Regions from separate parts of the Homo sapiens genome. Here region 2 is linked to region 1. A link is a contact called in ENCODE Hi-C or POLR2A ChIA-PET data. All regions are on one chromosome and are shown on one strand. The core of a region is the stretch at or near the end of the contact, and the rest is flanking DNA. Distances in the headings are between cores, read along the strand shown.

What was found. Hi-C counts contacts between places; a loop is a spot of excess contacts on that map. ChIA-PET counts read pairs that join two places held with the same protein, here RNA polymerase II (POLR2A). Pooled maps may share reads with other maps.
Region 2: a loop to region 1 is called in a map with no recorded cell type, with 2.7 times the contacts of the local background. The contact joins the promoter of AMMECR1 here to the enhancer-like site in region 1. A Hi-C loop is called at or near these places in 1 of 37 single-sample maps with no recorded cell type and 2 of 50 pooled maps. POLR2A ChIA-PET finds 5 or more read pairs at or near these places in 1 of 52 experiments (WTC11).

Annotation. Positions count from the first base shown.
Region 1 is chrX:109,887,763-109,891,424 of GRCh38, forward strand. No RefSeq gene overlaps it. Among named protein-coding and RNA genes, the nearest start is that of TMEM164, 110 kb to the right of the region's middle. RefSeq lists an enhancer at 3,178-3,472 and a silencer at 3,256-3,325. Within about 2 kb of position 1,574, at least 3 of the 41 ENCODE cell types and tissues checked have a DNase peak (open chromatin) inside an H3K27ac peak, as active enhancers do.
Region 2 is chrX:110,316,429-110,320,090 of GRCh38, forward strand. AMMECR1 (AMMECR nuclear protein 1) reads right to left here and starts at 1,657. Exons shown (of 6, transcript NM_015365.3): 1 at 1,171-1,657. The coding sequence starts at 1,643. LOC105373312 (a long non-coding RNA gene) reads left to right here and starts at 1,824. Exons shown (of 4, transcript XR_938504.3): 1 at 1,824-2,020. RefSeq lists silencers at 1,170-1,325, 1,370-1,429, 1,623-1,957, 1,690-1,839 and an enhancer at 1,520-1,649.

The DNA of each region.
Region 1 (3,662 bases), core at 324-2,823:
GCACGATCTCGGCTCACTGCAACCTTCACCTCCCGGGTTCAAACCATTCTCCTTCCTCAGCCTCCCAGGTAGCTGGGACTACAGGCATGCGCCACCACACCCAGCTAATTTTTTTGTATTTTTAGCAGAGATGGGGTTTCACCATACTGACCAGGCTGGTCTCGAACTCCTCACCTCAAGTGATCCGCCCGCCTTGGCTTCCCAAAGTTCTGGGATTACAAACATGAGCCACCACACCCGACCAGGGTGGCAGTTCTTGGGTGGCAAATAGATGTGGTTAGTCAGACATCCATCAGAGAGGCTGCCTACCTCTTTTTCCTACGTAAACGGAGGGAAAATTTATTGCTATTTGTGACATTCCCTGTGCAGGAGGAGAGAGCAACTTACTGTCACCAGAGAAGTTAAGGCACGAGTTTCAAACTCAATTTGACAGCAGTAATGATAACCATAAAATAGCATTTAAGCTGGGTGTAGTAGTGGCTTGCACCTGTAGTCCCAGTTGCTCGGGAGGCTGAGGTGGGAGAATCACTTGAGGCCAGGGGTTCTAGGTCAGCCTGGGTAACAGAGGGAAGACCTGCATCTCTAAAAAAAAGAAATAACTAAAATAACTAGCTAGCATTGGTTGAGGGAATGCTGTGTGGCAGGCACTGAGCATCCTTATCTCACTGAATCCTCACAGTAAAAGCAGTACAGATGCAAGCCCTAAGGTCAAGCCAATCTGAGTTTAAGTCTTCACCCTGTCACTCACTAGTTAAAGCATAGTGCTTGACACAGAGTAAAAACTCAGTAAATACGGAATAAATATTCATCAATTAACAAATCAATTGATATTAGTCATTAATATGAATAAATATTACTATATACACACAATCAATCATATGAAGCAGGTACTATTACTATCTTCTTCTTATAAATGAGGAAGTTGAGGCCCTGAGAAATTAAGGACTCTGTACAAGTTTACACAGCTACTAAGTGGCAGAACCTGAATTGAAAACTAGTTGTCAGTGCAGAGTTTCTGTTTGAGATGATGACAATGTTCTGGAAATAGATAGTAGTGATTGTACAGCACTGTGAATAGACTTAATGCCACTGAATTATATACTCAGAAATGATTAGAATGGTACATTTTATGTTATGTATACTTTAACACACACACACACACACACACACACACACACACACACATACACACATCAGTTGTCAGACACTGGGATTTTAACCACTGTGTCATATACATGACCTCTCAATGGGCATTAATCAAGTTTCTATTATTCAGAAGACCCTCCCAATGTCATAAAGCGAGGGCTAAATTTGCAATCAAAAGACCTCTGTTCAAACACCGTATCTGCTTCTTACAATGAGTAAGTGGCTAAGACTTGTCTGAGTTTTCTTGGGCCAAAAGGGGTACAAGTCATACACAAGCCTTTCTCCAAGAGTTCACTTCAGTTGCAGACACTCAGGTCCCTGTAATGTTACTGGATAACCTTGGGGAGAGGGGATCCAGATCAATTTGAGCCCCTGACAAGGAGGGCAAGGAAGCTCTGAGCCAGCTTACCCATTCTTAGTTACTCCTCTTCCCAAAGTGAAATGTGGCAGCTACTGGGTGGGGACTTTTAAGAGGAAGTGAGACAGCTACTGATAGGGGAACTTGAGGAGGGCCCCCTTGGAAAGGGGAAGGAAGATGAGCACATATTGAGATAAACCATTTTCAGGGTGTTAAAACTAGATTAAAACCAGTGTTTTTACATGTCACAAAAAAGAAATCCACACCACAAACAATCCTAGTAGCTACTTTTCCTGCAAAAGTAATCATTCTTTTATCCAAGGTTCCTTGGGGATTAAACAACAACAACAAAAATCCCTCAAAGTCCTTGTCAGCTTCTTTGGTTCCTCTATGACTTTTTACTGTACTCAATGGAGAGAAGTGCTCAGTAACAACCGAGTCCCCAGATACACCATGACATTGCAAGAGAAGATGAAACATGAGGAAATCCACCCCCTTCCCATTTTCCAGACCACATCCTCCTCCCCTGTTCAATCTCCCTAAAGTTTTCACTAGGCTTGTTCAGGTCAGGAATGAACTATAACCAGTGGATGCTGCCCTCTGCTGCAAAGCAGGCTTCATCCGCGGCTGCACAGCCAGTCTTGGCTTCCACAAGACCTCTCTTGTGTTAATGATTCAAAGCACATGTTTGTAATTAAAAATAACAATAATAATTCAGGGTACCAGGCTGACCACGCAAATATAGTTATCCTGAGAGGGGGGCTTGCAGAACACCTTTCAGGGCAAATCCCCCACCACCTTTACATAGGACTGAGACAGCCTAGAAAAGTACAGAATGCTTTACTGTTATTTTCCTCATCCTGGCCCCATGCACTAACTAGACACAGTCTTTCCAGAGAAATACCAACATGACACAACCCCACGGGGGCATTGGGTCCCTCTGTTCTGGATTTGCCTCCTTCTGCTTCACTTCAGTTGTCTTAATTCCATTCACCTTGGTTCTCTGAGCCCCGGTTGACACAGCACACTGGCTCTCTACGCTCCCCTCTGTCTCCTTCTGCTGCCATGCCCTATTGTAGCCATGTCCTTCCATCTGGCACTCAGAAATCTTTCCCAAATGTCATTCTGCTAGTCTCCTGACACCTTCACACAATCTGCCCATCCTCTTGGACAGAGCTGACATGGTCCCCGAGGCTGGGGATGCTAGAGGCCACCTAGTAGCCACTAGGAAGCAATGCTTGTACTCTGTGCCCTGTGCACTCAGTGACAGGCAAGGAGGCTGTGGAACTATTCTCACAATCATCCGGACCTGTCTTCTCAACCCCATTGGTGCTGCCACCTAAGAGATTAACAAGGGAGGCCACTAGACTCAGATTGCTCAGATACAATTATAACTGGAAACATTGGGTTCTAAGGAAACACTGCATAAATCACACTCTTCCCTAGCTGGCTGACTGGCAATACGGTGGGATCCCTTTTGCAAGCCAGAATATGTTGGAATTATACTGGAGTGATGTGGACTATACTGGATTTTTTCAGATTTCTAAACTGCTTTAAGAAACATTCCATAGCTCCACTTGGCAAGATATAAACAAACTTGTAGGAAACTGGGTTAGTTTTACCAGTCAAATGAGTTGGCAGCCCAATTCTTCTGTCTCAAAGAGATTAATGAGCAATTAATTTCCCAGACCAGCTAAGCCTGGGAACTTCTGGGAGCTAACGGATTTTACCTGAAGGTGAAGTCCAGCCCACGTCCGTGGGCCACCACATCAGACCCTCCCAAGAACGCAAGGGAAGGCCTAATTTACATAGTTGCCCTGCCCCCTAGTGTCCACAGGCAGCAATAACAGCAGGCAGGACTCAAGCTTCTAGGTATGGGCAGCAGGGCTGCAGGGCTTTTTTTGTGCTCCACACAATGGCGCCTGGCTAAAGGGATGTGGGAATGAAATTAAGCTCATGCTCTTCTCACCAAGCCTTGTGCCCTGCACAGGACTGCATCCATCTGGAGGTTGACCTCTTTTTTCTAATCTGTCTGCCAAGAGGAGCCATTTTTTTTTTTGGTAATTCTATTTTAAAAATTTCCACATAGCTTGAGATTTCTAATGTCTAAAGCTACCAGAAAGGCTGATACCAATCCCATGTGATAGGCCAGGCCGTC
Region 2 (3,662 bases), core at 407-2,906, 430 kb after region 1:
TCACTGAAATTTTTTCTGTATTATTTTTCTTGTTGATGCTAAGTACTCAAATAAAAGCAATTGCACTTTTTCTCATTCTGCCCTCTCTTGGTCTTTACATTCTGTCTAGCATTTAACGCAAAAAGTCAGTTTACATTCAGTTTACACATTAAAAAAAAAAAACCATATGCCCCACCTCCCACACATCCAAATGGACAGGGATTAGAATTAACCTGGCTTTTAGCTGTAACAGTGCTATTTTAAAATTTTTCAACCACACACTTGAAGGGTAAAATAATTTAAGATACAAAACCAAAGGAAACCATAACAATTCCTACACATTTACTATTTAACTGTTCTCAAATCATCAAGTATAACATGGATTTCTTAAAAAGTGAAATCGACACAAAAGCGAATGCACGCTTAATGTACAAACTGACCGTGGCTCTGTGGGGACAGTTCTCTTTGAATGAGCTATTATCCAGACGGTGGAATGGAAAAAAAAAAAAAAAAGGTCGCACTCTTCAAATGTGAGGAAGCCGGCAGTGCGCTCGCTACACGAGAAACACATTTTAATGGGTGTATTTGGATAAAAATAAGTAGTAAGGGAAAAATGTGTTTTAAGAAACCTCCCCCCTTCCCAGGGCACAAGAAAACCCAGAGGAGAAGATGGGTAACCTCACAAGCTCCAGAGCTAAGTTCCATCACTAACAGAAGTTGGATAGTTGCTATTTTTCATCCTGCAATGGGATAGTAGTTCTCCATGTGCAAGATACGCGGGGCGGGAATACTGGCGGGGCTTTCACTTGGGGTAATGGAAACCAAAGTGAGGAGAGGTCAACACCTTGAGTAACCCAGATCTCCAAAACCGGGGCAGGGTGAGGGGTGGTGGGGGTGGTGAAGGAGACAAGTAAAGGAGTCAAAACTCCTCGAAGTCATCGCAAAGAGAAAGCTAACACCTCTAGGAGCCACGGGGCCATTCCTTGCAGCAGCACCCTGCTCCAAGTGTGGGGTGCCTGCCTCGGAGGGCAAAAAGCGCAGGGTGCCCTTAGTTCAGTTGAGTAGCTCCGGGGACCCGGGCAGCGAGAGGGCAGGGGCATCCGCCGGCCGGGAGGCGGACTCGCACTTTGCCTCAACTCTGAGCCCCATCCCGAGCGCAAGGGAGAGGGCGGCGGAGGGCACGGTACTCACTAGGGCTCGTTGGTGAATCGGGGGGTCCGGGGCTGCTGGTATCCATACAGGTGACAGTAGAGCACATCGAAGCAAAAGCAGCACATCTCTGCTGACACCACCATCTTCCGGGAGCCCGGCGATGAGGACGAGGCGGCGGACGATGAGGAGGGTGAGGAAGAGGTGGCGGCGGCCGGGGTAGAAAGTAGGGTCCCCACTCCGCAGCTCGGAGGTGGCGACAGGGCGATCCCCCCGCCGCCGCCGCCGCAGCCCTGGGGGGGAGAGAGGGTACAGCCGCTGCCGCTACCTCCTCCGGTTAGACCTCCCAGCCCGTTGAGCCGCGTACCGGCGCCTCCTAGTCCCAGCTCCCCAGCTCGGCACTGGCTCTCTCCGCTGCAGTGGGAGGAGGAGGAGGCGCCACCACCGCCACCCGAGCCAGAGGGGGGCGAACTGGACAGTTTCTGCTTCTTCACCCCGCAGCAACCCGCCGCCATCTTGGAACAGTCTCCCCCACGCAGCGTTTCCGACCCATAAGTGAGGCGAGCTGGCGGCGGGGGCGAGCACGCTGCGGCTCAGGCCGCCGGGGGCGCGCCAGAGGCTGGCGGGGCGCGCGCGCGCCGCTCCCGGCCCCGTCTGCCTAGCCACGCGGCTGCCCCGCGCGCGCCCCCGCCTCGGTGCGCGCTCCTCGCTTTCGCGGCTGGGCGCCTCGCGCCTGTCCCGCCCGACTCGTGCCTCTTCTGAGCCGCAGCCCCAGCCCCAGCCCCAATCTCAATCTCTCCGGCCGGCAGAGGTTGGAAGACAGGAAGCCGATTAGAAAGGAAGGTGAAGGAAACAAGAGTCAGACAGCGGAAAGTGGGAGCAAAGGGAGAAGGTGGGCACGCCCGGGAAGGAAGGAGGGAAAGGGAAACTAGTGGGGGTAGGGGGGAAGAAAGGAGAAAGTCCGAAGTAAGCATCCAGGTCCCAAAGCACAGCTCAGTAACCCCCCGCCGCAAGCAGTATTAATGACACTTAAGCCCAGTTACGTGGAACCTGAGCCACCCGGCCTCAAATACACGGGTTTCTGAACTGTTGGAGTGTGAGCGAGCAGGTGCCCAGAGCTCCATACCTGAGACCGCCCCTGTAAAGTGTGTACAAAGCAATCCAGGAAATGGCCACGCTGCTGTCTTTTTAATTCCAGCCTAAGCACACACCAGGGTACTCTTTCCTTTCCTTATGGAGAAATATTCAAGTCCGACTGAATCTATGTATCTTGTACTTGTTCCCCCAACTTACCCTCCTTGCCCCGTTTAAACATTTAAAAGCCAAAAATAAAGTCCTAACTAATACTTCACTGGTTCAAAGATACTAATTGTGCTTTGGGACTTGCAGTGGTGGACTTTTCTGGTTTTGGTTTTTATTTCTTGGCTTGGGTACAAAGCAATTAGGAATATTATCTGTAGTGCTCAGATCTTAGAGATAAATAGGGAAGGTAATGTACTTAGTCACAAATTGAAAGATTTTGTTCAAGTATATAATTAGCTCTTAATATTCATTTTTAAAATTTCTCAATTAAATGCTTGGATGGATGAGGAGACATATGAGTCAGTCCCTTTCTGGGTGCCTAAGTGCAGCTTAATAATAAAAATAATGACAATAATCAAATGTTAAAATTCGTAGAAATGAACGTGATAGAAATAGAAAGCGTAAGTTATTTGCATTGTATCTACACCATGCTAAAACATCTAGATAAAGTCAGGTATCTGCATATTTAAAAACTGCAGATTGATTTTTGTCACCTTTTTTCTACATGCGTGGGATCTTGCAGATAGCTGGGGGCTGTTCATTCCACTCAGGGAATAAAAACAAAACAATTTATTCATTCAGTAATATTGAGCCTCTGCACCATACTATGTGCACAACACTATACTTCTGTTGAAATCCAGGGCGTACTCAGGAAGTATGCCTCCCGCTCTAAAAGAGTTTATGAATTAAGTCAGATACATGCACATAATCAGATAAATAGCTATTATAGTATGTATTGAACACTTTTTAGGTCTCCAATACCATACCTCGTCCTACCCCATAATCCTTCAGAATAAGATACTATCTCGTTTTATCTTCACAACAATGCTCTGAGGTTACTCATTAACAGATGAGGCTATTAAACCTCAGAAGTAATTTGCCCAACATCACACACCTAGAAAGTAACAGAGCTAGGATTGGAATGCTGGCATGTCTGATTCCAAAAACCATGCCATTATACTACATTGCCTCTCACTAACAATATATGATAACAAGGCTAAGGATGGACAAAAGATAGTGACATTACACTCCAGCAGGTGGAACCGAGGTTAAACAGAAATAAGAACTTAGTTTTTATGGAAAGATTGAGAGACACTGAAATATGTTACCAAGGAAAGATGAAAAATCTCCTTCCAAAAAGATTTTATGAGATAGATAGATGAAAATCTGGAATGGTTAGATGCAGCCTAAAGACAAAAGGGATAGTTTAATTGGTCGGTGATATGTAATTT